Regions from separate parts of the Homo sapiens genome. Here region 1 is linked to region 2. Evidence: chromatin loops called from intact Hi-C (ENCODE). Cell type or tissue: CD4-positive, alpha-beta T cell. All regions are shown on one strand. Each heading gives the region's core, and the rest is flanking DNA. Links, peaks and the distances in the headings are about the cores only.

Region 1 (15,207 bases), core at 3,607-11,606, 52 kb before region 2:
CTCAAGTTTTTGGTGAAGTATAATGCCCTGTTTAATTTTAGTTAACGGTGTTTTTGAGAATTTTATAATATCCCTTGAAATGATGGAAGACTCACTGGAGTCCTCATAGAACTAAATTTTTATCTTACTGGTTTATTTACAGGTAAAAGGGATGAAAATTAAAATACTTGAGGTTTTTCTCACATGTGCTTTTAATATAATCTCAACTATTTTACATGCATCTAGTGGCAATTTATGCTGACCTATTAAAGGCAAAGCACAGTGAAATGAAATTCACAGAAAATTCACATTAAACATTTTTTAGATGAAGATTTCAGCTGAAATAGGGACATTGGTGGATTTCTGTTCTTTCCTTGCTGAAGCTGTGATGTTCAGGTGAACTTCTTCCTTTCGGCCTTTAGGTGGCAATACCATACCAGGAATGCTTATAACAATTGGCCCTGAGAAGGGATCCAGCCTTAAAATTGTATGATTGCATGCAGCTGTCTTGTTAAAAATGCAGTCGTGTATGGCCTGAATTTGGATATGTAATCAGACCCCAACCTTGATGTGTCCCCATATTTGCATATATTTGAATGGCCGCTCTAGTCTTTTGTTGTCCCCTGGGTGAGGTATTTCGGGATTTCCCCTCCCTCTCCCCTGCTAGCTTGCTATGGTAGCTCCTGTTTCTTCCTGGGAATAACCTCTCTTTTACAAAAATACCCTCTTCTCTCCTGTGCTTGCTTCAGTGTGGCATTCATCCTTTTTCACGAGGGAGAGGGTTAAATGAGAGATCAGAGAGAAGAGGAGTTGGTGCTAAGACAGATCCGGACCTCACTTCCGTCTCTGCTGTGCTGTGCTTTTGCTCTTGTTAGTTCTCTCCACTCTTTGTTTACCATGGTTGCCAGCAATGAAGACTTTGAGAAACCCCCCAAAAAGTTGTGTACTTGCTCTGGGGGCAGGGAGCACGTAAAAAATTCTGAGCCTAGGTTCTGTTCTTTTCTGTCTTTGAAGGGCCAGAGAAGGGAGCAAGTAAGACTGATCACAAACAAAAAGTGGTAGGGACAAGGCCGGGCGCGGTGGCTCACGCCTGTAATCCCAGCACTTTGGGTGGCCGAGGCAGGTGGATCACTGGAGGTCAGGAGTTCCAGGCCAGCCTGGCCAATATAGTGAAACCCCATCTCTACTAAAAGCACAAAAATTAGCCGGATGTGGTGGTGTGCGTCTGTAGTCCCGGCTACCCAGGAGGCTGAGGCAAGAGAATCGCTTGAACCCTGAAGGTGGAGGTTGCAGTGAGCCAAGATCGCACCACTGCACTTCAGCCTGGGCAACAGAGCAAGACTGTCTCAAAAAAAAAAAAAAAAGGAGTGGGGACAAAAAAAGAAGCAAAAGAAGCACACCACCTAATATCTGGGGCTGGATAAATGAAAAAGAGAAGAAAGGGAACCACTCTACCCAGTGTGAGTGGCACTCTTGAAATTTTCCACTGGCCAGAGGCTGTGGCAGCCAGCTCCTCTTGCCTCACCACCCCTTTTGGACCACAGTGATTTCCCCCGAAGGGCTGGTGGGGTAGTAATTGAGGTGGAGAGGAGGAATCTCTGACCTTCTGCTAGGTAGAGTTATGATCATTCAAATTAGAAACCTATACAAAGATGCCACAGAAGCACTTCTATATGAGATGGCTAAGCTCTGTAGTGTTATTATAGTATACATAGCTTTCTTCAGCTTTCCAGTCCAACCCAGAATATCCCAGAGCCCCATCCACCATGCATTCTATGAAATAAATGTATGTTGTTTTAAACAGCATTTATACACTGAGAACTGCTTCTATTGTATCATGTCACATATACAGAACATTTTAAGCTTGAAAAGCAAGTCTTAATCCACTGCTATTTCAAATGGGCTGTATAAAATTCTACATTTAAAAGACAGATTGTTCTTTGGTATAACAATATATATTTATGTATTATATTTGTGTATAATGATACTAATTTGTGTATTATGTTTATTTGGCTAAATAAAATGTGTCTTTTAGGATCTATTTATCATAGATAAAAGGCATTTTAGGACAATTTTGTTCTTTTGTTGCCCTAGTAAAATTATCTTTTCTGAAGAACCAGTGTTTTAATCCAAGATAGTGATCTCATGTTGTACTGAAATAAATTTAAATTGTTTTATGATGTTTAGCAAGCCTAGAAGTTAGAATGCTGCATGGAAGGTAATAATAAGGTACACATTAGCATTTGCTTTTAATTGCTTTCACTCTTGCATCAATTAGAGTAAAATGTTGAGGATGCGGGCAGTCATTTAGTCACTGAAAGAAAAAATAAAACTTGTTTACTAAATTGAAAAGAAATTAGGAAAATGATTTTCTCCAAATTACATTTCTACTCAAATGCACTCCAAACCCGAGTTATTTCCCTAATTATATTTTATATGCAATGAATTTTTAAACCTCTTTATGCACTTTATGCTCTTGGTTGGCAATTGAACATCAATTGAATTTCCATTAAGTTGGAAACCACAGGTACTGGTAGTTTTTAAAGATGTGATTTTAGCAAGGTATTTGTCTTGGGATAATAATAATAATAATGCATCCACTGACTACTTTAAAGTTTACAAAATCCTGTCCTGCAGAGAGCCAGTATGGCATCCTAAAAAGACCTGAGGCTTTGGCTTCAGACCTGAGTATGAATCCCACTGTAGCCACTTACTATCACCCTTCCTCTCAGTTTTCTCATCTGTAAAATGGGGAGAACACCTATGTTGAAATGTTGTTGTCATTAAACAAGAATGAATGCATGTACAATTCTTAGCATGAAATAGTAGCATTAAAACCCCCAATATTTAATCTTTGCAATTTTATTAGGAAGTAGGTTTTATCTCTCTTATAAGCATGAGTCAGTTGAGGCTCAGGCAACTCATCCAGGGTTGCCAACTCTCTTTTATGACTCCAAGTCTAGGACATTTCCCTCCCTTTGGCTACTTCTGGAACAAGACTACGAAAACTGATAAAAGGATTAGCAGCAGGCTGGGTGCGGTGGTTCATGCCTGTAGTCCCAGCACTTTGGGAGGCCGAGGTGGGAGGATTGCTTGAGCCCAGGAGTTCGACACCAGCCTGGGCAAAATGGCAAAACCCTGTCTCTATAATTTTGTAAAAGTTTTATAAAAGGATTAGCAGCAATTGCTAGATATGACCTCTCATATGTGATCTAGACTCCATTAAGGCAGCCATTCCCAGCCCAACATATGTGCCATACTGCATGACTCAAGGCTGCTGTTGCATTAGCTGAAACTCCATCTTTTCTCTCCTGCTCAGAAAAGCCCACGAAGGGAGAGTGTGGGTGGGGATTGCAGGGATAACCTGCAATCCGCTCTGTTTCCAGCCTCCTAGTACTTTATTACTGATAGCAAGTTTTTTGAACACACTTCACACCTTATAGCAGCACACCACAGTTGGGAACCATGGCATAAGACGTGTTCTAGGGAGAATAAGTAGGTCACTTTGCACTAGGGGTTTCCTGCTGGGGAGTAGTGAGAAAGATGGTGGAGCCAGTAGGAGTTTAAAAAGTTAAGACTTGATCTTGTAGGCACTCAGCCTCTTGGGTAGGAAAGCAGTGAGGCTAAAATGGTAGTCTGTAGGACCTGGAAAAAGCCTGGAAGCCAGGAAAACAGTTGGTCTATTGAAGTGAGCCAGATGGAATGAGCTGAAATCCTGAACTAAGGCAGTGGCAGCAGGAATGGAAAGGAATGAACAGATCCAAGAAGATTTGTGACTGACTGGATATGCATGGCCAACCAAAGAGGTAAAAGGGCCATGTAATAAAGCAGAAGTTTCAACATAAGCTGTCACTTAGGCAGTAGGTTTCCTCCTCTAAGTATATTTTGCTTAAATATGTATCAAAATGATCTTGCAGCCCCAGGACTCAATATCCCTGTTGGTGGAAAGTAAACAGTTTGGAACGGTGCTAAACAGCAGAAAAAGCACTGGCTTAGAATTAGACATTTACAGCACACAGTTCATAAAATATTAATATATTTTTTCACCAAGTTACTGCCTTATGGAAGTGTTTGGTTAACCTGCTTCACTGGTTTTTGATATTGGGCTAAGTGACTTTGTGGTTAGTCATACAAACATGCTGGTATCTAAATGCAGGAAGTGATTCTAGAACATTACAAGTGGGTGATACAACCTTGTGGATTGTTATCTTTAGGCACCTGACCAGCCAATAACTAGGACGTTTGAAGTGATTAAGAAAATCTATTTTTTAAATTATACTTTAAGTTCTGGGTCATCTGATACACTGTATATCTCACGCCCATGAATGTAGGCTCCTTAAGGGTGGGGATTTTTTTTTTTTGTTCACTGCTGTAGCCCCATCAGAGAACAGAGCCTGTCACTTAGTAGATGCTCAATCAGTAATTGTTGAATGTGTGACACCAGGGATCATGAGTGTCTGGCTCACCAAAGGAGCCCTGGTGCTGATTTTACAGAAGGAGCTTAATAAAACCTGATTTAGTTGAGCCAAAACAAATTGAACAGCATTTGGACTAGTAAAACACATTTTTATTTGGCTTTATATTGTGTGAAATACAGTAAAATAATTTTAGGTTGATAATTCTTTACATGAGATATTCAACAGTAACAAAATTATATTTGTTCTTTTGCTAGTGATGAGTTGGAACAATTCATGGAAAATCAAGGTGCATCGAGCCCAGGTATCCTCATTTTAACAACAAACCTCAGCAAACCATTCATGCGACTGGAGAAATATGTTACTCTCTTGCAAGAGTTAGAACGGCATATGGAGGTAAGGGAAGGTGAACTTTTTCAAGCTCGTGTGCCAAGTATGGTCCTGTGCTCTGGAGGACGCAGCCAATTTGCCTCCAAAATGGCCTTGCAGAGGAATCAAGGTCTTGGATTCAAAATTTACTTTATCTGTTCTTCCCTCTTCTCAGGCTTCTAGTTTTCCTTTTTATGCAGCAAAATAAGATCCTTACTCTTTGCTACTAGATATTAATGATCATTCTCCCTTTTCGCTCTTCTCTTCCAAGCCTTGGTCCTGTGGCTTCCCTTAAGTCTATGCTTACTTGCTAACTTGAGTTTTCTTTTGCCCTCTCAGTAGTTTGGTCAAAATCCAACTAAGAAATCTTCTTTGTTTCTGGTATATTAACCAACTTTATTGTGGGAGATAGAGCAAAACAACATCAGAATGTACAAAGAACAAGTTCACTATAGACAGGAATATTTATCTCTAGAATTCTGCCATCATTCAACTTCCTGACTCTGGATAACAGTGGAAGATTCTGGTATTCCTTAAAGACTAATGGATGGATACAATATTAGTGGTATCTCTCTACACATCATGCATGTACATCAGAGTCCCCCCACATTTTTATTTATAAGCCTACAGTTTACTTGCAACTGTTGTAGCATAGCTATAATCTTTTCTAAATTCTAAGATTTTGCAATGAGGCCTGATAATTGAATATTTTTTCACCAAGAACCAAAGGCCTCATGTTATGAAAAACCAATCAGCAGAGCTAGCTCCTTGAGCCATTCTTTTGTGATTGTTCATGGGGGATTTAAGTGTGGGTGGGAGAGGAGGGCCTGCTGGAGGAGGCTGCATTTACCCTAGTTGCTCTTCCTGTGTCTGGGGAAAGGTTTTGAGGTTTCAAGGGGTTTGATTATCTTTAAAGAAAAAGAGTGCACCCGCACTCTGCCGGGCTTGTCAGCATTTGTAAGGATTGAAAGAATGTTCTCTGAGCGAAACCACATTCTCAGGGTATTTGACCTGCCTGAAAGCCGGAGGCAGTGGGGAGCTGGTGAGCAAAGCCTGTCAGTGTGAAATTTCAGTTAGGGCTCAGGAAGGTGTTGACCTCTGGATGCCTTTCCATAAGCTAAACCAGTTTGCTGAACCGTTTGAGGTTTGCCCCTCCTTGCTTATCACAAAAATCCAGAAACGAGTGGCCTCAGTTTCTATTACTTTTCAGTGTTGAAATGCAAATATGCACTTATTTTGGGGAGAAACAAATCCCAGATGCTCCTGCTGCCTGGATCCTATATCTCAGTCTTTCTTGTAGTGGAGCCTGTTCTCCTCCTGCTTCCATTTGCTGTGGGTCACATGTCTTTGGCTGCCTCTCATTTCCCATCATCAGAAAATACAAGCCTTTAGAACTAGTTCACCACTGGGTGAGACACTTTGTGCAGATTTCAGAGCATTTGGCATGGCTGCTAACAGTAGAATAAAGCCTGAACTTCTTGTTTGTCAGTTGATTTGGATAAGGATAAATTTTACTGTAAAGGAATACAACCTTACTTTTTATGAGCAATGTCATTCTTGGCTTGGGTCAGGCCCCTAATCTGTTCAGCTCTGTATTTTATCACCCGAGACTAGTGGGGCAGGAGATTTAGTCTTCCCTTACTCCAGCTGAGTTCCAAAGGACATATCCCCTATGCCCCAATGTTAGGTGCACATCTACCCATAAGAATCTGTGTCTTCCCTTCATAAACAGTTATGGAATTATGGATTCCTCTAAGCCGTTTTTGAATCTGTCCACTTTCGGAATTGCAAGTACCACAGGATTGCAGGCCATGTGTAAGAGCCTTGCTTAAGAAGGAAAATATGGTATGAAACTTGGAATCTTTTCCCATCTGCCATGTTCACACTGCTGAAAGAAAATGGAGGCATTTTAGGAAATGGAATTAGATTGATTTTTCTCTTGAGTTTTTGTTGTTGTTGTTTGTTTGTTTGTTTGTTTTGAGACAGGGTCTCACTCTATCACCCAGGCTGGAGTATAGTGGCACAATCACAGCTCATCACAGTCTCGACCTCTGGGCTCAGCTGATCCTCTCAGCTCAGCCTCCCAAGTAGCTGGGACTATAGGCATGCACCACCATGCCCGGCTGATAGATTGATTTTTCTCTAACCACGACTCTTGTTTCCACCATTCCCTACCTCCTGTCATCTACCAACAACATGACCTAATGATGTACCCCGAATAATTATTTAATTATTATATTTATTATTAAATAATCATTATCCAAAGTATAATAGCAAAAAGGGAAGTGGGAACTCTTGCCTTTTACTACATTGTTACTAAATATATGATGCATTACCAACTCTCTTAATTTCTTAATCACCTAATAATTAGAGTCACTGAGATTCCAAATGCTCCCATGCTGCTCTATTTTTTAATCTTTAGTATAGAGTAAAATTAACGTTTTTCTTCTGGTGCACAGTTCTATGAGTTTTCACACAGGTATAGATTCATGTTACCATGACCACAATTAAAATACAGAACAGTTCCATCATCCCCCAAAATTCTCTTGCTATCTTTGTGGCCATACTCTCTTTCTACCCCTAACCCTTGGCAACTGCTGATCCTCTCTCCTCTAACATTGTTTTCAAATGTATTCCTTTGATAGGATACTCATCCAGATCATCAGGATATTCTGAAAGCAATCGTAGCATTCAAAACTCTCATGGTAGGTGATGCTTTAAAATCACAATTCTCCATTTTGTATACTTTATTCCTGAAAGAGCGATTTGTGTGTAACATTTCTTTCCCTATACAAAGGTCTTTAGAATGGAAATAAGCTTTCATGACAGTATAGCAGTGATTGTTTCACTTAATTTTGTCCTCCAAAAATCATGCTTACCTAAAGAAAGGTTGCCAGGCTGAGGGTATAAAGCAATCACATTTACAGTCTCAGCCACATTAAGCCACATTAAGCATTGGTGTGTAGGTGGGGGGTTTCCTTTTGTCTCTTTGTCTTTACCCCCATTGCTCACCTAATGACGAGTCTGTGTAACTCATCATTCACTGATTTGCATCAATACTGGATTCAACTAGTTATGCCAAAGGGTATGAGTTTTTTCTTTGCATATGAAGAAGAAATCCTTCATCAAATCTAAAAGGGGGGAAAAAACCTAAAGAACTAAAATGCAAGTGCTTTATATAGGTTGCTATCAAAGGTACACGTGATCTTGTATCTTCAGTATGATGGTTAATGTATCTTCTTGAACCCACTGATATAAAACCACTTGGTGCCATTTTAGGAGGAAAGAAAACTTCATTTTGGGCAATTGATTAAACTTAGCTTCATTTCACACAATTCTGTAGCATTATAAGTGATTTGGACTAATGTTTAATTATTAATCCTTGTTGAAAGATCAGTAATTGACGTGTCTGTAGTTGAACAGTAAGTTGAAGACCAGAGTAAGTATTAGATTAAAATTGCCATTGTTATATGCCAAAAACAGTCCAATATTGGCAGTTTTACATGGCGCAAGCTAATAGAACAGCCCAGTGAAACCCACAGCATTTATTATAATTATGGTTCTTCTATTTTTTCTTGTATAAATAGGAATGTAAAATGAGTCTTTTTAAAAACCTGTATTTCTTTCTGATTATATTATATAACTTGCCTTGATGGTTTAGTATATTTATTCCTACTATAGGTGCTCTTAAAATATGTGTACAGTGAATTTATTTCTTTGAGTTTCCATGTAGCTGAAAGGGACAGCAGAGATTTTATAGAAAATATAACCCCAAAATATTATCTTACATTCATTTGGAAACAGTAACAGAACTAACCATGTGCTTATTTTTGTATTCAATTTGGAAGGCATGCTGTTAAATTACTCTAAGATAACCTCACAGTTTCTTAAGCAGTGAGATATATATATATATATATATATATATATGTATATATATATGTGTATATATATATATGTGTATATATATATACACATGTGTATATATATATGTGTGTATATATATATATATATGTGTATATATATATATATATATATATATATACACACACATACACACACATATATATAGAAAGAGTATTCATACCCCACATAGTGTTGGCAAACTGTAATTTTTTCTTGGTTTGAAATTTCAGTATGTCATCATGAAATTCAGTTGTATCTCTTTTTTCCAATCCTTTTAGGAATAAAAACTAATTTAGTATTTTTTTCACAGCAATCTTGGTCCTTAAACAAAGTACAGCAGTGCCTAGGTTTCATTATAAGTTTGATTCACTGTGGCATAAAGAATTTAATTTTCTCTTTCACTATAACTCCAGGAGAAATTTTTTGTTTTTTATTATTTTCAAGATGTTACCTTGTTGAAAATTGAGCATATGTTAGAAATACAATTATTTTGTCACTAAAGCCCTATTTATGCAAAGATAGACAAGGTAAGAGGAGCTAAAGCAGGGGCACCAACCAGTAGATCTGAATCTACCAGGTCCTCACCTGGCTCTGGTCAGTGTGATTTGGCTGCTTGCTTTCCCATATTCTTTACAGGGAGGGAGAAATAAGCTCTTTCTAGCATTATGTTTTGATGCTTTGGCAAAATGAAAAATAGGCCTTCCTCACAAAACCTTTGGGGGCTCAAGCCTAGAGATTTAGGGTAGTGGATCTTTCTGTCTATCAAGAACAGGCCTGGGTCATGGGATTCATGATGAGGAATAGGGACTCAGTGGGAACCAAAGAGTCAGAAGCCACATCTTACTTTGGTCTTATTTTAGTCTATTTCATAAGAATTCCTATTCCATTATGTTCTGCTTTGGTTCTGTAGGGGCAATGTCAAGATCTGAGGAAGAGAAAACAGCTGGAGTTACAGATACTGTCCGAACCTATTCAGGCATGGGAAGGAGAAGATATTAAAAACTTGGGAAATGTGATTTTTATGTCACAAGTAATGGTGCAGTATGGAGCATGTGAGGTAAGGTATTTCAAATCTCAACATTATTTCTTCCATCTTTCGTATTTTTCTTCCTTTTTTTTTTTTTTTTTTGACGGAGTCTTGTTCTGTCACTCAGGCTGGAGTGCAGTGGTGCCATCTTGGCTCACTGCAACCTCTGCCTCCTGGGTTCAAGCAATCCTCCTGCCTGAGCCTCTTAAGTAGTTTTTCTTCCTTGTTCTTCCATCAAAGTCAAATGCTACAACATTCAAATCAGAAGCTGAGCACCTGTTCTTTGTTGAACATTCTGCTAGGTGCTGTGGGAGATAGGAGAAAAGAACAAGCAATGATCCCTGTTTTCAAAGAACTCATTAAAAACAGACTAAAACACAAGTTGCAACTAGCTGACAAACCAAATAGTCAATGTTCGATTTTGCAATCTCAACAAGAGTCCATAGAAGTTCACAGGAGGGAGAGATCAAGAAGACCTTACGGAGACAGGACTTGAGGAGGGGGCACAAAAACAAAAGGGGAGGATTTCGCAAGGCAGAGGTCATTGTTATCTTAGGAGAGAACAGAAATGTGGCTTTGGTTTGCTGCAGCACAGTAAGGAAACCAGCCTGTAGGGAGCAAAAGAAGCAACTTGGCCCTAGTAAAAGATTGATTGAGTCAGGTAGAATTAGACTATGCAGAAGCTTGACATCAGGCAAGAGTAGTTCAGATGGATGCAACAGGCCATGGGAAATAATGAAAGAGTCCACAGTCATAGAACAACACTCCGAAAGGGATGTTTCACACTAATCTGCGACCTATATATGTCAAATGAACTGGAGGGAATGGACGAGAAGCAGAAAGGCCAGCTGGGATGGAAAGTGAGAAGGAGTCCCCTAAGACGGTGGTAACACTGGGAATGGAGCAGAAGGAGCAAATTGGAGGCATCTTTAGAAGGGAAAGCCAACAGGAAGTGGTGCCCCTGGGTTAGAGGAGATGAAGAATATAATTTTAGACCTGTAGATATCTGGGTGGAGATGTCCCATAGGCAGCTGTTAATGTAGTATGGAAATGTGAGTGAGAGGTCAGAGTTAGAGGCAGAGACTTAGATGTCCCTAACAGATGTGCCTTCCTAGGAAGTAAATATCCAGAGAGAAGCCCGGGGGGTGGGGGGAGCTGAAGATGGATTATTTCTTTTAGGAAGGAGCCAGGGAAAGGGAGAAAGGTTGATTATGGCACCTGGTTTGATGTATCGGGTGTTAGAATTGTCTTCCTTCTCCCAAAACATCTTCCTACGCTCTCTGACACGTCTTTGGCGGAGATTCATTACTTTGGGTTAATAAGCAATCTCATTTAAAATGCAAATACCCCAGGGAAGGTTACTGCAGTGAGTCTAACTATTAGTCATTCACACCTTTGGGATAAACCCCTTGGGTGAAGGCAGGAGGAATCAGTGCCAGAAAAAATAAAAAGACAAAGAGGAAGGTAGAGAAGAACTGGGGGAGCATGGTGTCATGGAAATTCCACGAGGAGCATTTGAAAATGGCCAGTGTGCTGACTGCTGCTGAAGGTTCAGAGGGCAAGGAATGTGAAGACCAAGAGGAAGCCATTGGATTTTGCTAGAAGGCAGTTACTGATGACTTTCCAAGAGCAATGGGGGTGCAGTTAGGGATGGATCAATGCAGAGAAAATGAAGGCAGCAAGTAATTTGCCAATAAAATGTCAAGAAATGGGATATTATGCATAAAGGGCCACATGGGGGCAAGCCAAGGTCTGTTAGGATAGGAGGTGTACATATGTTAAAGAAAAAGAGGAACAGCTAGTAAAAGAGAAGAGGATGCTGGGAGAAGAAGAGGTGTCTGTAGAGGAAAACTAAGTGAAACAAAGATGTGAGAGAATGTGGAGCACTTGTTAGAATAGTTAGCCTGGAAGGGTTGCTCTTCTCAAATGGAAGGAAGGAGATGGAGACAGGCATAAGGATAATTGTAGCTAAGATGGCTGGGCATGGAAGGCAAACGTAATTTTTGCGTATACTAATTGCATATCTGTTGAAGGGGCTCACAGCAGCCCTCACGTTTCAAGGTTTCCTCAGTGCCATTAAAAAGTGTATGGGAGGCTGAGGTGGGTGGATCACCTGAAGTCGGGAGTTTGAGACCACCCTGACCAACATGGAGAAACCCCATCTCTACTAAAAATACAAAATTAGCCGGGAGTGGTGGCACATGTGTGTAATCCCAGCTACTTGGGAGGCTGAGGCAGGAGAATCGCTTGAACCCGGGAGGTGGAGGTTGTGGTGAGCCGAGATCGTGCCATTGCACTCCAACCTGGGCAAAAAGAGCGAAACTCCGTCTCAAGAAAAAAAAAAGAAAGTGTATCTACTTTTATGTTTTACATAAATCCAATAATTATCTTGTTCTTAATGACCAAAGCTAATTTTATGAATACGACTTTAACAAACATGTTAGAGCATACTAAATCTCTTATCACCTGAAAACCCCTTCATCTTGCCATTTTTTCAAAGTAAAATATATTTTCATTTTGTGAACCTGGAGACTTATTTTGTGCCCAGGTCTAGCACATCTCACTGGCTGCATAAACTGTGGTGACTTCTCAGGCTTTCATACATGGAAAGCAAGCATGGTTATTTGTATTTAATTGTTATGTATAAGAAGAAGAGAGATAAACTGTGGGTTTATGTCCATGTCAAAGTAAAATTCAACTAGTTTTGTGTTTTCAAGTTGGGTATCTTTTTTAAAAAAAAAATTACCGTTAATGTTTCAGTTGTTTATATAAGGTCTATGTTATAAGGCAGTGATTCCAGAAATTCTCAACAGATAAAGTGTCCAATTCTGTTCTTCATGTATTATTTTCATTCCCTCTCAGGAAAAAGAGGAGCGGTACCTTATGTTATTTTCAAATGTCCTGATAATGTTATCTGCAAGTCCTCGGATGAGTGGCTTTATCTATCAGGTTAGTAAATTTCATATAAAACACATAGCAGACCCCCTAACGAAAACAGGTTTCCATCCAGATGCAATATCTCCACTATGGCATTAAAAGCTCAAGCCAGGAGAACCAGAATGTTCTGACCCTTCATTGTAATTAAAGAGCTTGTAAGAGCAGATGTTCCTTAGATCAAAGACCTTTGTATTAGTATAATGAGTTTATCTTGAATATATCCACCGCTTTAGTTATGCACTAGGTTTTGCATGCATAAATGGAAACTAGATAAATTAGCAGCAGTATTGTACAGGCCCATGTCATTATTGCTGAGAAAACATAAAGCTGGGACCTGCTCCTATGTTTGTCTTATTATAGTCACAGCACATGATTCAGGCTTCTAAGAAGCATGTTATTAAACTCCTTAGGAAATTAAATGTCCCTCAGTCAGCTCCCAACATATAGAGTATTATAAGTTACTATTGCCTGTTCCATCTTGGCCTGGCAATTAATAATTTTCATAACATCTGAGCCTTCACTTTTTTTTACTGATTCTTATGAAAATGTGTTAGAAAAGTAAACTGCTTTGTAAATCCTGATCTTATAGTTTAGGGTGTGTTAGCCAAACACAATCCACATTTTCCCCTTGCTTTCTTAGTCTGATTAAAATTTAGAGCAGGGAAACATATTATCTATTGACAGACTGGAGAAATACGTCTAGCCATAGTTTTGCCTTGCTGAGAGGGTCAGAAAATCTAAGTGAAATAAACAGAGACCTGTATAACTGCAGAATTAATGAGAATGTTCTTTTTCTAATAGGGAAAAATACCAATAGCAGGAACGGTGGTGACTAGATTAGATGAAATTGAAGGGAATGACTGCACATTTGAAATCACTGGTAGGTAATTTTCTCTTTTTCATGTAACTACTTCCAATTCTTTTTGGAATGAAGGGGAATTTAATAAATAAATGCCATTATTTCCTGTTACATAGGCCACGAGCAAATTTTATGCGGGCATGGCAAAGTATATTCCATTTCCTGGGATAATTAGGGTACAGCAATAGCACAGAGAAGTCTCCTCTCATTCAAAAGCCATGGCTTTGCCATTAGTTTCAATTTTCTGTTGCATGAGAGCTACTTGTGAGAGCTAAGGAATAACGAAATGGACTGATGTAAACGCAATTTTCTTCCCCTCTGTCATTTGTTCCCTGGTGGCAGAGGAGCCAAAGATATGGACTTTTATCAGCAATTTTATCATCAGCCCATGAGTTAGTAAGATTTGGTTGTATTTCTAAAAAGTTCTGAAAAGCCATCAAATTTTCTTCACAAATTGAGCATAATGCCAGGCTTCAGTAATGCCCCCTGACATTTTAGCTTATGATCCCTTTTGCCAGGTCTGTGTCATTTATATGTAGTGGCCTGACTGTTGGTGCTGATATGGCACAGTGGCTAAGACTGGGATCATGGCCTTACCCTCTTCTTTCCCAAGAAGGAGCTTAAGGTTTGGTGTTTGCCAAAAGGTTGTAAATAGTCTTAGTTGGATCTTGTTCCAACTTTGATACCAGGGGAACCAGGACAATATTCCCACTTTAGACTTAACTAGATGGACTATGTGCTTATGTTTTTGGATTGCAAGTTTGTTTATGGTGAAGTTTTACACTACTTTTAAGCTTCTGTAAGCAGTAAAAATCAAGGACAGTTTTCTAAATCAGACATGAATATTTATTTACTTTGTAATCACAGGTTATCTGTTTCTGATATAGAAATTTCAGCAGGGTTATCCCATAGGTATGAAAACCCCTGAAAATACACACCCAAGTCCTAGTTGTATGAAGTCTATTTATGAATGGGACAAGCTCAAGTTTTTCCTTGCCTTTTGTTTTCAAACTGATCATAATTGGGGGATGTAGGTAACACAGTGGAGAGAATTGTGGTCCATTGTAACAACAACCAGGACTTCCAGGAATGGTTGGAGCAGCTGAACAGACTGATCAGAGGACCTGCCTCTTGCAGTTCATTATCCAAAACCTCATCGTCATCATGTAGTGCTCATTCTGTAAGTAGTCCATGTGTTCTGTCCAGAGATTATTGAGTCTTTCGTCAACTCCTGCCTGCTGGAGACTTACAAGAAGCAGCGAGCACACCCTTAGTCTTTTGGGCAGCCTATATTTGTAGATTTTGAAGTACAGTTAAACCTCACTCATTCTGATTTCTCATTATGAGGCCCATCCAAATTAATGAAAAGGTTTACTTAGAGTGTGCAGTTCTGTTTGACAGTATTCAGATACCCCAACTAACTGCTAGCAAAGTATTTCTAACCAGAAGTCCTGCTAAAATATTTTAATGATAAGCAAGGCTTATTTCCATGAGCAATGGTTATTCTCCTACTAACAGTGGGCTAAGTCGAAACAAATAGTTTACCTCCCTAAGTACTTAAACATCTCCATGTCATCTCACTCATGCTCTCACATTTGCTCAGTAACCTTCTTCAAAGGTAAACTTTTAGCATTATCTCCTTCTGAGTTATCACAAATTTAGACATTGGAATTTGAATTGATGAGATTTTACTGTACTTGCTGAGTGAGATGGAAGAT
Region 2 (15,207 bases), core at 2,850-10,849:
GCTCTGATCTGTCTGTTAGTCCAAATTCATGGCCTTTCTTGCTTGTTGCTATCTCTCAAAATTTATGTCACATTGATGTCACCTTTTCTTATTTCCTATGGTTGTTGTGGTTTCTTCCTTTTTATATTTATTTTTGACTAAATAATACATTCACATGGTCTAAAATGTAAATGAAAGAGTATGAAAGAGTATGTAATGCAGTCTTTTTCCCATCTCTTCCTTTCAGTCTTCCATGGTTAAACAGTGTTGTCAGTTTCTTATGTATCTTCCTGGGATGCTTTTATGCACATTCAAGCAAATACATAGATATTCCCTTTCAGCCTTTTAACACCCAGCAGTATATAACACATTGTTCTACATCTTAACAATGTGTCTTGGAGATTGTTCTATGTCAGCAAAACACTTCCTTATTCTCTGTTTTTTTACAACTTCATAGTGTCCCATTACATGAATGATGATGTACCATAAATTATTTAACTAGTCCCCTATTGATGAACATTTAGGTTGTTTCCAATCATATGATATTTTTAAATGCTGTAACAAATAACCTTGTACTACTCATTTTTAAAAGTTTTTTTTCAGACATTTTCATGGGATCTGGAAGGCTAAAATTTACATATATTTTAACACTGACCAATCAACTTTTAACCTAAACACATTACACTTGAAGAAAGATGATTTATGGGTTATTGTTTATTTTCCATTAGTGAGACTGATGCACAGTAAATTATGTGTGTTATACACCCTCTTCAAAGCCAGACTTCACATTTTAAAGTGTTCAATGCAAAGTCCTATCTAACATTAAGGATATGTGTGATTCTTCATGTGGATCTGCAGCAGAAAGCTGAAGATGACGTGATCTCTGGTACCTCCATTCAGAATACTGCATTTGTTAGCTGGATTGGAAAGAAGCAACTTCAGGAGACACTTCTTTGAATCAGTTCATTTGTTCACATCAACATTCACTGAGTGCCTAATGTGAGCCAGGTGCTGAGCTGGACCCTGGGGATACAAAGAAAAAGATGATAGTCCCTGCTTTGCCAGGAGTTTCCAGTTCAGAGAAGCTGACCAATACATGAGCAGACAGACAATCATAAACAGTGTGAAAAGCACCACTGTAGAAGTGAACACAGAGTGCTGTGGGAACAAGAAGGAGGAGTACCTACACACCCAGGGGGTGGGGCGGGGTGGGGTGGGATAGAATGCATGTCTGCGAAGCCTCTCTAGAAGCAAAGACACCTGTCATAACTTTGCATCCTGTCTTGCAGCACTCCACTGACAAATCTCAACATTCAGTGTCCATCTGCTGTCCTTGGCCTTTCTAGTCTGGAATCTTCCATCCTTTTCCATTCTGCAGAAGTCTTCTAGTTGGTTATGTTTATTCTGGCACTCCAATGGCTCAGGAAGAGTAACATAGGAGGGGCGTGGGGATAATCACCTCCAGCATAGATGAGTGTGGTTGGGAATGGGGATGTTGGGTGTCTTGATCTGGTTTCTGGTATTAGTTTTCATAGTGTGCCCAGAATCCTCACTCTCCCTTTCTACCAGATGCCTACCTCCATCCCAGGTCCCCAAGGTGAGCTTTCTTGGCACATATCCACTCCAGAGTTGTATCCTAGAGGCAGGATTGTGTCCCCTCGCCACTGCCACACACTCCCCACCCCAAACACAGCAGGAGAGTCATGCTTTGAAGGGAATTCTGGAAGAAATTTCTAGTCATAAGTGGGCTCTTGGGTGCTATTGTAACCCTTGTATGACTCTAACACCTATTGCTGTGAGTTTAGCCAAACAAACAAACAACAACAAAAAAAACAAACCCATAAGTTCCCCACAGCATCTCTCTATATATTCCAAAAGGTTCTCCCATTGATGTTTCCTATGGCAAGACTGTCCGAGGGGCCTTGTGGCTAACACCGAGTAGTCAATATCCTTTCAATAAGTATTTTCCCAGCATTTGGCAAGCACTAGGCTCTCTGATAGGTCTGGGAATCCAAAATGAAAAAGACAGAGCTGCTAGTTAAGGAGATACAAAAGCCAGAGTGGACCACAGTGCACTGGGTAAGCATCCACAGTAGAGAAGTGCAGGGGATTTTGGGAGCATGCAGAAGGAGTGAGGGTGAAGAGGTGACAGACTCAGGGAAGACTTCCTGGAAGAGGAAGCCCTGAAGGAATTTTCTGGGTCAGGAAAGAATACATTCCAGGTACAGGAACTAGCATGTGGAAGGACCCACAGGCTGGAACTCATGGGCTCGTTCTTCTCTTACGGCTGCAGGCTTGGGATCAAAGCCTTCCTCTGGTCTCTGCACAGCACCTCAGGTTCTCCAGTCAGCCCTTAATGTGGAACATGAAATATCAGGTGTTTATAGAACAAAAAGTTCCCTTTCTTCCACGGTGAAGGGTCTCAGGGATGGCATGCTCTGCAGGTGGGCACATAGTTGGCACCTGTTTTCCTTCAAATATCAGCCTGACATGATTGAACATTTAAGACTTGTCTGTGTGGTTCTAGTCCATTTTTTTAAACCTCCCTTGCTCTAGTCTCAGCCTGCCTTTTTTTTTTTTTTTTTTTTTTGAGACAGAGTCTTGCTGCGTCGCCAGGCTAGAGTGCAATGGCGCGATCTCTGCTCACTGCAATCTCCATCTCCCAGGTTCAAGTGATTCTCATGTCTCAGCCTCCTGAGTAGCTGGGATTACAGGTATGCACACCACGCCTGGCTCATTTTTGTATTTTTAGTAGAGACAGGGTTTCACCACGCTGGCCAGGCTGGTCTGGAACTTCTGGCCTCAAGTGATCTGCCCACCTTGGTCTCCCAAACTGTTGGGATTACAGGCGTGAGCCACCATGCCTGGCCTCAGCCTGCTTTCTGCATCTCCCCTAGAGCTCCAGGACTTTAGTAGGCTAGCTCCTGGCTCCACTGCCCAGAAACCCCTCTCCACAGCCTTTCCCCGCCTACCCTGCAATTTACCTCTACCATGATCCTTCTTCTTGACTTAACTCATTCAGGGCTCTCTCTCTCTCTTTCCAACTTCTAACTGGTGTCCTCCAGGCTGCCCTCTTCAGTTCAGACCACAGGCTTGGGCAATTTCTGTCTCTCTGATTCTTCCTGTGGTCTGTTCCTGACAACCCCTTGGGGGCTGTTTGTGAAATGTGCCCTCTGCTTCTAACTCATCTCTTAGGTATCCTCACAGGAGACTGCCTTCTTAGTGGGGGCCTGACGCAGAAGACCTCTAGTTCTCCCACAGTGTCTTCTGGGGCCAGGCCCGCTGTTTCTCACTGAGGCTCGGAGAAAGGCAATGACTTACCATGGTCATGCAGCATGTTAGCGGCAGAGCTGAGAGTACCCCAGGCCTCCTGACTTCCAGCCCAGTAGTCTTTTCCAGGAATCAAGCTGCCTCTCGGAAGACTCAGGTCTTCTAGCCAGCATCAGCTCCCACCCACTGACTGCACTGTGCACCCATCTCTGTTAGCACTTCCTTCCTGAGCCACTTCATTAAAACTGAAGCTGGCCCGTCCAGGCTTCTGACTCAGCAGCCCAGCAAAGAACATCCAGCCATGTCTGCATCTGATTAAGGAAACGCCAGGGGCAGGAAATATATATATATATATATTTTTTTCCTGGCTGAGTCAAGGGGTGCAAAAGGAGGTGGAGAGATTCAGTAAAATAGTTAAGATTTGAGTAGAAGGTAATCTTTCAGCACAAGATGTACCACAGGGACCACAGGGGTGGAAGAGAAATGGAAGGGCTTTATCAAAAGATTTAGGATTACTAGTTAAATACATTTTGGTACAGAAGTATATTACTGGCTTAGAAGGACCCCTGTGATACACTGATAGTGCAAATATCATGGCAGAAATAGGATGTCCCCAGTTTTTTTTTTTTTTTTTTTTTTTTGACAGAGTTCCACTCTTGTTGCCCAGGCTGGAGTGCAGTGGCATGATCTCGGCTCACTGCAACCTCTGCCTCCTAGGTTCAAGCGATTCTCCGGCCTCAGCCTCCTGAGTAGCTGGGATTACAGGCACCTGCCACCACGCCCAGCTAATTTTTGTACTTTTAGTAGAGACGGGGTTTTGCCATGTTGGCCAGGTTGGTCTTGAACTCCTAACCTCAGGCGATCCGCCTGCCTCGGTCTCCCAAAGTGCTGGGATTACAGGTGTGAGCCACTGCAACCGGCCCAGTTCCAGTTTTGTAAAAATAAGTTGAGAGTGTCCCTAAAGTGCTTATGAGTAGTAGCTAAAAGTTCCCCTCCATGCTCTGCACCCATGTTAATTTTTGCCCACAGGTAGATAATTGGAAAACAATTACCACAACCTTTGATAGCTATTGTGGCACGGGTGTTCCCCTGTGAATAAGTGGAGTTGGGAATCTTTCTTCATCACAGTGCCCCATGGTGAACTGCGCCATCTTGGTAAGCGTGGACCTGGGACAGTTTCCACTAGAGCACTTCCACATATAACTCAATAGCCCGTATCTTTGACATCAGGATGTTTTCTGACTTTGAGGAGAAGGATGTCCTGGTACTCCTTGTCACAGGGTGGCTGATGCCTGGAGCCCTCTCTCTCCCCTGACATCGGGGAACCAACCACATCTGAAGCAGTTTCAAATAAGCAGTAGGGTTGATATCTGTTCTGGGTTGAACAGTGTTCCCCTCCCCAAATTCATGCCCATGTGGCACCTGTGAATGTGACTTTTTTGGGGGGGAAATACTTTGTAAATGTAATTAGTGAAATTAATATAAGGTCAAACTGAATTAAGGTGGGCCCTAATTCAATGACTAGTGATCTTATAAGAAGAGGGAAATTTGAACACAGACAAACACAGAGGGAAAACAGCCATGCAAAAACAGAGGCAGGGATTGGAGAGATGTGTCTACAAGCCGCAGAACATCAAGGATTGCTGGCAACCATTAAAAGCTAGGAAGAAACAAGGAAAGACCCTCCCCTAGATCCTTTAGAGAGAGCATGGCCCTACCAACACCTTCAAGTTCAGACTTCTGGCCTCCAGGACTGTGAAAGAATACATTTCTATCATTTTAAGCTCCCCAGTTTGTGGTAATTTGTTATGGCAGCCCTTGGAAACTAATACAACACTTCTGTAGAAGAAAGTGGCTCCATCTTTTGAAATGCTGCTCCAATCATGACCTGAGCAGAAAGATGTTCATCAGCAGAGGACACACAGTCAAGCGGAGGAACCGCATGGCTCTTTGATTATGCTCTACACTCCTCTACATGTGCACACAGAAACAAGTCTGCAAGGTACCACAAGACTTGTGTCTGGGTGATAGGTTCTGGGGTATCTTTATCTTTTTGCTTTAACTTGTCTATATTTTTGAAGTTTCCCACAATGAATATGTGCTACTTGTGTAAAAAACATGTATCTATAGCTATATCTACCCATCATCTATTTATCTATCTATCTTTAATCATCAGATTTTTGCCATTGAAAGTAATGGTAAAACCACAATTACTTTTGCACCAACCTAATACTTGTATTCTCTATTCTCATGCACTTGCAGAATCCTTCCAAATGAAATAGACCCAGGGTACCTTCATTTCTTGTAGGCCCAAAGCTAGGAACTACTCCCTAAAAGTGGTGGCAAGGATGAGGGTAGACGATAATAAAACCATATGTTTATATGGTATTGGATACTCTTCAAAGAGCACACCTCTGTATCTGTCGACCCATTCAGCCTGATACCCCTCTGATAGATGAGAAATCTGAGGCTCCAAATTCTAACTGTTATCTTCCACGCTGCCCTCTTCAGTTCTGACCCCAGGCTCAGGAAGTTGTTAAGCAGCTCCTCCAAGGTCTCATAGCTAATAACTTAGGGTCTTGATGCCTGGTCCAGCACTGGTTTCTAGAATGTAAGATCCATCCATAAGGGCAGGGCCTTTTTGTCTTTTTTATTCACTGGTGTATCTCCAGCACTTAGAATGGTGCCTGGCATATAGTAGGTGATCAGTAAATTTTCACTGAATGAATGTATATATAATTACAGTGTGATGAAAGCAAGCCCTTCTGGAGAAGTATCTTCTGCCACTAGGAACATTTTTGTTTAGGCCAGGCTGTTGTGCTCTGCAGAAGGTAAGCAGGGCTGCTGAAGGGGTCCTGCTCTCTTTCCAGTCTCTGTCCTTCCACAGCCTGGCCCCCAGCCCCAGGTAAGAGTTAGCTAATTCCTAGAGCTTTGACTCTCACATCATCTACACGGAGGCTTCTATGTAGTGTGGTTCAAGGCAGGACTGGAAAAGGCTCTTTGTCCAAAAATAGTGCCACTCAGCAAAAAGATCCAGGGACAAGGGAAGGGCAGGCCAAGTGATTTGGGACCAGGACAAGGAACAGGACACAGCAAAAAATATTCAGGGAGAAGGTAGTGGAAAGGTGCATGGGACAGTTTAGGAACAGAACAAGAGGGGTGCAGAAAGTGTCCAAAAACAAGTCAGGAAGGAAAATCTTGGTGAAACAAATGGGAAAAAGGAAGGTGGGGGTAGTGCAGGCAGAAAAGTCTTGTCCTCCCCACCCAACCGCTGCCCCGCCCCAGACCAACCCTGGTTCACACACTCTCTCCTCAGGATAACCTCCCACTTCCCTCACACAGGTGACACCTTCCCACCTGGCGGCTGTGTCCAGGTCTTCTAAAGGACAAGCTTTGTACAGAGGGGCAGGCTCCCTCCCCAAGTGTCCTTTTTAAGTGCAAATCCTCCTGGGAAAGCTGCCAGGGAGTAAATTTCCAGGAAGCCCTAAAGCTGCCCCTTCCCCTGCCTGGGAGGGTGGGGGTGGGGCTACTCTTAACGCTGGCAAGGACTGGGTTGAGAGAAGCTGGGGAATTTGAGAAGTGGAGGGAGGGCAGGGGGCCTCCGAGGGCTGGGGTCAGGGGGCAGAGCTCTGGGGACTTTGAGGATTTCACAGTCCTTCTCTCCCCTGGCCCTCTTCCACACACCCCAGGATGGGAAGAGAAAGCTTAAGGAGGATTAAGGGCCAACTAATTATAGGTAAGGAAGTTGTCTTAAAAAACCAAGCTCACAGCACTATCTCAATTAAGAGCCATGTCTGGCTAATTTACTAGACAAGGGGAGAGGTACGGTTTTGAGAGCAGGAGAGCACACATTTCTGCGTCCAGGTAGACCCACAGGTATCTGGGGAAAGGAAGTCTCCTGGGGACTTTGAGCTATACCGGAGGGGAGTCACGAGGGTGTTTTTCTTCTCTTCCAACATTGCATGCTGCTGTCCCCAGACTTCCATGGGTTCGCAGCACTAGTCATCACTAGGTACAAAATGCCAATCCGGGATTTTACTCATGTGGCTGAATTAACGCATTTCACCAATTTTCAATGCTCCTATTTCCATGCTTCTTAACAAAAACTTATCTCAAAATCCTCTTCCACCTGGGAGCAGAATGCTTATTTGCAGCTTAGGACACATAAGGATTTTCTGTCACTGGGATGAGATTTGGGAATATCCTTCACAGAGTGGGTGAACTGTAAAAAATACTGCATTTTCAGAGTTAGCGCCTCTGAAACCGGAAATGTGAACAGAGCTGACTTAGTGCTAATACTTTCTCTTACTCCTGTAAGAAAGAGGAAAGACTGTGCTAGAGTTAGCAGTGATGTGCGAAAACCACAGTAGAGGTTTTGTGAAGAAGAGCATTTGTGGCTTTTGCACAAGTTATTCCTAAACCAAGTCTGGGGATGGCATATGACACTTTTCAAAGTAGCTTCTGGATTGGTATTTCACTGAAATAAAGATCTTTCAGCAAGACCGGAAAGCCAAAAATCTACGTTTCATGACCTCTACAGGAAAGTAATAGTTGCATTGTGGAACATTCTAGAATGGCAGGCTCAAACCATGGCCCGGAAGAACTGTAGGCTTTTTGGGGTGGGAGGTGGGGCGAGACAGGGAAAATCTAATTCCCAATAAAGGTTTCTGATCGTTTTCCACTCACTCTCCCCACCCCCTCACCTAGTTCTGTGGCTCTTCTCCAGCCACCTCCTCTAATAAAGAGGCTTCTATTAAATAGCTGGGAAAGAGAAGGTAGAGGAAACAGAGAAGAAAAAAATTAATGCTAATCTCAGGAAGTCCGTAACACTTTTAACTCAAATGTTGCTTGTATATGCAAATAATTTGCATCAGGTACCCAGTTATACTGTGAGTGTTCCAAAGTATGTCATGCACCTAGATGTGGCCCTGGAAAAAGTCACTGCTGTTTTGTAATTAACCCAGACTTGTATAAGAAGAAAAGAGGGATTTGCCAGGTAAACATATGTTTATCACTATTCATAAAAGTGAATGAGAAGAGGAAAGAAACAGCCTAATGGAGTAAAATGAACATCTTTGCCTCTCACTGCGTTCTTTGGGCTGGTTTAAGTCTCTATGGAATAAACTAGTATTTTTAATATCCAGAGAAAACTGTGGGGTTTTTTTGTTTTTGTTTTTGTTTTTGTTTTTGTTTTGAGACAGAGTCTCACTCTGTCACCCAGGCTGGAGTGCAGTGGCATGATCTCGGCTCACTGCAACCTCCACCTCCTGGATTCAAGCAATTCTCTTGCCTCAGCCTCCCAAGTAGCTGGGATTACAGGCCACACCACCACACCTGGCCAGTTTTTGTATTTTTAGTAGAGACAGGGTTTTGCCATGTTGCCCAGGCTGGTCTCGAACTCCTGACCTCAAGTGATCCACCCAGCTCAGCTTCCCAAAGTGCTGGGATTACAGGTGTGAGCCACTGTGCCTGGCCCAAACAAGGAGTGTTTTTAAATAGCCAATTATCCTAAACAACATCAGGCTGAAGCAGTTTCACTCATGAATTCTTTCAAATTTTCAAGGAACAAGTAATGTTGATACTTTTTCAAATGTTCTAGAACAGAGAAAAATAAAAATATTCTCATTAAAAAAATCAAATCCAGCATGACATTGATATCGAAATCTGACAAAGAGCATAAAAATTAAGCTGCCTGCAGTCTCACACATAAATATTTATTGAAAATATGCCAAGTAAAATATTAGTAAATGGAACCTAGCTGTATGTGAATAGAGTCATACCTTCACCAAGAGGGACCCATTCAAGTAATAAGAGGATAGTTTAATATTAGAAAATTCATTAATCTAATTCACTTAACAGAACAAAGAAAAAACATTATTGTGATAAATAGTGAAATAGCAAAAAATTCAACAATAATTCTTGGTGATGTTTTCAGAAAAGGAAGAATGGCAATGTTCTTCATTCCTAAGATGAATTAATATTTCTATCTTACTATCCTTATAACTTCAGGCATGTCACTTACTCTTTGTGCCTCCGTTTCCTCATATTTAAATAGGGATGCTTCTCAGTATTGTAAGGATTCAATAATACATATGTAAAGTGGTATCACACTACACCCAATTCCCCCCATCCTCTCACCACCTTATTTTCTCACCTATGTAATGCCTATTAAACTGTGTGGAACACACGAAGAGAAGTGATATACTATCATTTTTCTGTTTTCCTGTGTTTTCTTCACTTGCACCAGTGAATGTGGAATGTTTTACTGCTGCACTGGCTTGTGTTTATTAATGCATGGTGTCAAAGTCAGATAAAGATATAGAGTCAAATCTCTAAAACAAGACATTTTATTTGGAAAGCAAAATTGCAATTTTGGGCATACATGCAGACTGGGTTGGCCTTCAGTGTGTCCAAAGAACAAAGAGAAGGTTGGAGGTTTTAGTAGAAAGAGAGGCCAGGCGTGGTGGTGTGCGCCTGTTGTCCCAGGCACTCGGGAGGCTGAGGTGGAAGGATCGCTTGAACCCAGGAAGTCGAGGCTGCAGTGAGCTATGATTGCACCACTGCACTCCATCCTGGGTGACAGGGGAAGACTCCGTCTCAAAAAGTTAAAAAAAAAAAAAAAGAGAGAGAGAGACATGTCACATATTGTTTTGAAAGAAAACTCATTGGAACTAGCGAAAGTTTTGGGAGTGGGCAAGCTCTGATCAGTGAGTGATGGCAGTGGGTAAAACTGGTCTTAGGGTTATGGCAGGTCATTTTGGTAGCTGGCTTGTGGCATAATCTCTGGGCAGGTGCTTACTCCATGGTCTCTCAACTCTAGCTGGGTATGACAAGTTAACTCCAATTCATAGAATCAATTTTCACAATAGTCTTATAAACAAAGTAACATTCTTCCTGACCACTTAGGCATTTGGATTCCCTCCATGCTACTCCTAGACTCCCTTAAAGTAAGATTGTACTGAATGGCTTCATTGGTTATAATAACCCAATGGTTCTCAGCTCTGTTTGCACATTAGAATCACCTAAACAAGTTCCTCAGGTGATTCTATTGGGTATCTAGAATTGCAAACTGATAGTCATTTCCCTCCAAGTTACAATACTTTTACTAGCTCTACACAAATTGATTTATATGACATTTGATTCTGAAATCAGCTGTGATTCATTGCTAAAAATTAACTGCATGACTTCATAATACCCTAAAAGACCACTCATCGGAATGAATGCACTGTCAAAAAGAAAGAGAACTTAGGGGAAAGAGCAGGGTGCAAGTAACCCAACTTCGGGGGCAATCTCAAAATTAGGTAAAAGAAAAAAAGAGAAGCAAAGAGGGATTTAAAAACAAAACAAAACAGAGAACCAGGATTGGCAAGTACCATAGAAACCAAAGTGGGAAACAAATGCAAGAAGGACTAAGCTCAACTTTCTTTTCCCCTCAAACATCTCCCATCCCAAAAGGAAGGCTTTTTCTGGGCTAGTGGGTGTGGCATAACCCTCAGGACCAAAGCCACACTGCCTGGCTTCAAATACCCACTCTACCATTCCCCAAGAATACAACATTGGACAAGTCACTAAACTCGGTGTGCCTTTATCTTATCACCTGGGAAATGGGAGAATGGCAGTCTCTTCCTAGGGCTATTGTGAGACCTAAGCAAGGTACCAAAAACAGCACCTGAGAAATAGTATATATTATGTTGAGTGTTAGCTATGTTTATTTAAATCGTACCATGTATTCTCCTTCTGCAGCATTTGTCCCAGTTGTCATCTTACAATTTCTTTTGGTGATTAAGTTGACCCATCTTGTATATCCTCCCTTTTGAATTAACTAAGAGTCAACTAATTTGGGACCTTAATTACATCTGCAAAATCCCCTTATCTTTGCCTTAAAATGTAACCTAATAACAGGAGGAATACCCCATCATGCTCACAGATTCTCCCCACAGAGAGGGAAGGGAATTATATAAGGCATGTACACAAGGGGTAGGAATCTTAGGGGCCATCTTAGAATTACCTACCACGGGAATTACAGTTGACCCTTGAACAACTGGGGGTTAGGGGAGTTGGCCTCCCATGCAGTCGAAAATCCTTGTATAACTTTTGACTCCCCAAAATGTAACTAATAGCCTACTGTGGACTGGAAGCCTTACCAGTAACATACACAGTTAATACATATTTTGTATGTTATATGTATTATATACTGTATACTTAAACTAAAGAAAAAATGTTATTAAGAAAATCATAAAGAAGAGAAAATAATTTTACTATTCATTAAGTGGAATTGGATTATCATAAAGGTTTTTGTATTGATCATTGTCTTCATGTATAAGTGGACCAGTGTAGTTCAAACCTGTCGTTCAAGTGTCTACTGTATTTGAGTAATCTCTCTCTCCCCGACTAGATCATAAACTCTACAGGGGCCTGGGCCATATCTGTTTTGTAGAATGAACAAACCAATGAATGAATGAAAAATGAAAGAGAACCAGAGAAAAACAGCTGTGTATATATCTGTTTTGATTTACCAAAAGCCTACCGCTATGTTCAAGAAGCGAAGGAGCCCCTACAACTTCACAAAAAGCTGTGGAAAGCTATAAAGCTGATGCCCAGGTGAGCAGCAAGACTGAACCCTTCTTTGGTGCTCATCACGTTCCCTAGAGGCAATGGGGGAGCTGTCTGGGACCTCTGCTGGCTTGGGCAGTTCTCATACCACAGGGTCTCCATATGCCCAGCTCTAGCTCCTTGACAGCACCTGGAGCATAACACCTGGTGCTCTGAACACAGGGGAACCCTCTGATCTCAACTGTTTATGAAGAGATCAAGGGCATCCTGAGTGAGGAAAGGAAGGGGAGAAATGGTATCTAAGGCCAAACCTAAGAACTTCAGAGAAAGAATTCAATATCTTACCTCAAAGGCACCCAGAGTATTTTTTTCTTTTCCTTTTCCTTTTCACTTGGGGTGTATGAAGTGCCACAATTGCTATATGGTCTGAACTGCAGATCACCCTATTGTTCTCTCATTCACTGGCCCCATTCCCTTCCTAGCGACTGAGCCCCTGTTCTGTGCCAGGACCCAGGATGGGTCCACTCAGTATTTTTTTGTAACACCATTTTTGAGATATAATTCTCATACCATATGATTCACTCATTATAAAATGTATAGTTCAATGGTTTTTAGTATATTTACAGAGTTGCACAACCATCAACACTATCTAATTCCAGAACATTTTTTAACCACCCCTTAAAGGACACCCAGTCCCCTTTAGCAGTCATGGCCCATTCCCCCACCTTCTGCCCCTCACTCAGTTTTGATTGAGGCAGGATCCCTGCCCTCAAGGCTCTCTCATCCTAGTACCACATCACTGGGCTCTGGGGGGCCAGAAGGCCAAGATTCCAGTACTGGCTGTGCTCCTGACTAGCTAGGTGACAGGCCTTCTTTTTCTGCGACTCAGTTTTCTTAGATATAAAATGATGGGGCTGAACAATTAGAAGGGAGTTTGCTGCTTGCATATCTTATCCACAAACTATTGCTGTGAGCAAGGTATTAATTTAGTCCAACAGCTTAGCATTCTTTCTGCCTTCATAATGCCTTCACTTTGGTTCGCCTCACCTCCAATGCTTTCTCCTCCTTTAGAGCCACCCCAAATGTACTTCTTCCAGGAAGTTTCATATGATGTCCTCTTTTATCTAAACTCCTATGGCAACTAACCGTCTACCACACAACTTGGCCCTTCCTTATCTAGAGAAAGTCTGTGCTTCTTGTGGATGGCTGGGGTATGGTATCCCACAATGTCATTCTCTTTCTTCACCCAGTACCTCATGTTTTTGCAATTCTTTCCTGTTTGACACCTAACAAGATATTGCAGTACTTCAGAATGTGCCTTGGGTTGGGAAAGAAACAGGATGGGACTAAAATGGTGTGGGTACTTCTTATATGCCCAGTCCATGCTAAGAATCCGATATGCCACACTGGAGGCTCCCAGCAGCAACTTGTGGGGTAGGACCAAGGCTGGGAAGGGTCAAATTACTTGGCCAAGCTAGTAAGCAACATAAAAAAGATGAAAATCCATTTGTGTAAATCCTAGGTCTGTGTTTTTAACCTCTATGCTATGATGGCTCTCACTATGGTAGGAGATGCTGGAGGGGATGTAGTCAGATAAAGTCCAAATTCTTCCTGTAACTAATGGGCATTGGGCTCACGACAGAGAGCAGTGACCTATGCAGCTCCATCACAGCCAGCTGCATGCTGGGCACACAGTAGGTCCTCAGCTCCTGCTTGCTCAGGCTCTGGGTGAACCGTCAAGACACTGAGATAAGACAGCAGACTTGTGGGAGGATGTGGCTGCCCCCTGAATCTCAGTAGAAAAATAGTTTACCTCAAACAGGCCTAATTTCTGTTAAGAATTCATTTTCAGTTAGCCAGGGATTTCTTTAAAATTGCCCTTAAACCCATCTTATTATTTTCACGGAGAAGCTCTACATTTTAGAATGCTTCACGCACCAATGCTCGATGGAGCTCTGGTTTTCTGATGAGAAAAGTGATAAGTGTTCATTGTGGGAAACTTTAAAATGCAGAAAAATATAAAGAAGGAAACAAAAGCACCCACAACCTAAAGATAACCACTGATAACATTTTGGAGTATTTCCTTCTAGACTTGCTGGCTCGCATGCATTCTCTCTCAATAAAGAAATAAATACACATATATTTGGCATCACTGGAATCACATGGAGTATATAACTTTATACCTGCTTTATCCCTGTGCACTTTTCCATTGGTTTCCAAATTTGTCCCTGTTAGGAACTGATTTTGTAAACAAGTTGATTTGAACACTGGCTCTCAGGCACTTTCCATAACCATCAAGTACTGAAACCTAATCAAGTGGCAAGAGCTCCAAAGCCTGGAGGGTGGTGGAGTAATTCGCAGAGGTTGTTGTTTGATAGCCTAGGAATTCTCTTCCATTTACCTGGCACTTAATTATGTAGCACCAGGCAATGGTACTTAACTGTTTTTTGTCTCCTCAATTAGTTTATGAGCTGCAGAACAAGGGCAAGGTATGAATCTTTGGTGCCCTATACCTTCACTCCGCATTTTTTTAATAAACAATGGCTAAATGGGCTTAAACGTATTTTTGAGATATTTTTGGTCAATGTAGTAAGCGGCCCCCACAAAAATATTTTGGTAAATCTGGTGATTCGTTTGATGATCTGTGAGACCAGGAAAAGCTCTAAGTGGAAAATCTTAGCCACAAAGGTCATCTTCCTTCCCAGGAAGAGGAGGCGCCATCTTGTACCCAATGCACATTTCCTCTGTCTTCCCTACTTGAGGACCATCCACACTGAGCTGAAATTGGGTGCTCCCAACTGTTCCTTATCCTCCTCCTGAGGCTCAGCTTTCTAAAACCACCCTGGCAGGCACTCATAAAAATGGGTTGCACCAAGGCTTCAACTTAGAGGAACAGAAGGGAATGAGGCTGATGGCTCTTGGGCTGGGGTGACTCAGTTTCTCTGGCCTTATTACTGAGAGCCAAGAGCCCAGCTGAGTGCCTCTCCTGGGCAACCCTTAGAGGATGGATTATTGCTCAACCCATTGAGATTCTCTGTTTCTGGAAGACTGGGGTAGGTGAGGGGAAAAATCAACTCATGGTTTCAGCCTGGGGACTTGATTGTATAATACCTGCACAGAAACCCCTCTTTTAAATAAAATTCTGAAAAAGCATAAAAGTAATTTAACAATATTACCAAAAAAGGAGAAAAGGAATACAATTACCAATTACTCAAAAACCTACCTTTCTAACATAACTATTGTTGTCATATTTCCTTCTTAGTCTTATTTTTATATATTTTTTTCATGGTTATAATAATAGAATACATGTAATTTTTGCATCCTGCTTTTTTTCACTTAGCCTTTCCTAATAAGCGTTTTTCTATGTTGCCTCATATTTTAATAGCCACTGTTTTAGAAGGCAAG

What was found. Hi-C counts contacts between places; a loop is a spot of excess contacts. Peaks named below come from ENCODE experiments on the same cell type or tissue, not always from the same donor. Only the 100,000 strongest peaks of a DNase experiment are listed, where the experiment ranks them.
Region 1: it touches region 2 in a loop (1.8-fold over the local background); 9 of 110 quality-filtered maps call a loop at or near these places.

Annotation. Positions count from the first base shown.
Region 1 is chrX:136,680,193-136,695,399 of GRCh38, reverse strand. It overlaps ARHGEF6 (Rac/Cdc42 guanine nucleotide exchange factor 6), which reads left to right. Exons shown (of 22, transcript NM_004840.3): 10 at 4,652-4,790; 11 at 7,409-7,468; 12 at 9,577-9,723; 13 at 12,556-12,642; 14 at 13,432-13,510; 15 at 14,524-14,669. Among named protein-coding and RNA genes, the nearest start is that of CD40LG, 40 kb to the right of the region's middle. RefSeq lists an enhancer at 520-619. In CD4-positive, alpha-beta T cell, for the core only: no CTCF peak of the experiment used is centred there; DNase peaks (open chromatin) are centred at 4,149, 5,689 and 7,739; H3K27ac peaks cover 4,098 bases.
Region 2 is chrX:136,627,898-136,643,104 of GRCh38, reverse strand. LINC00892 (long intergenic non-protein coding RNA 892) reads right to left here and starts at 3,562. Exons shown (of 3, transcript NR_038462.1): 1 at 3,301-3,562; 2 at 2,265-2,331; 3 at 676-1,002. In CD4-positive, alpha-beta T cell, for the core only: no CTCF peak of the experiment used is centred there; a DNase peak (open chromatin) is centred at 7,634; H3K4me3 peaks cover 1,608 bases; H3K27ac peaks cover 1,985 bases.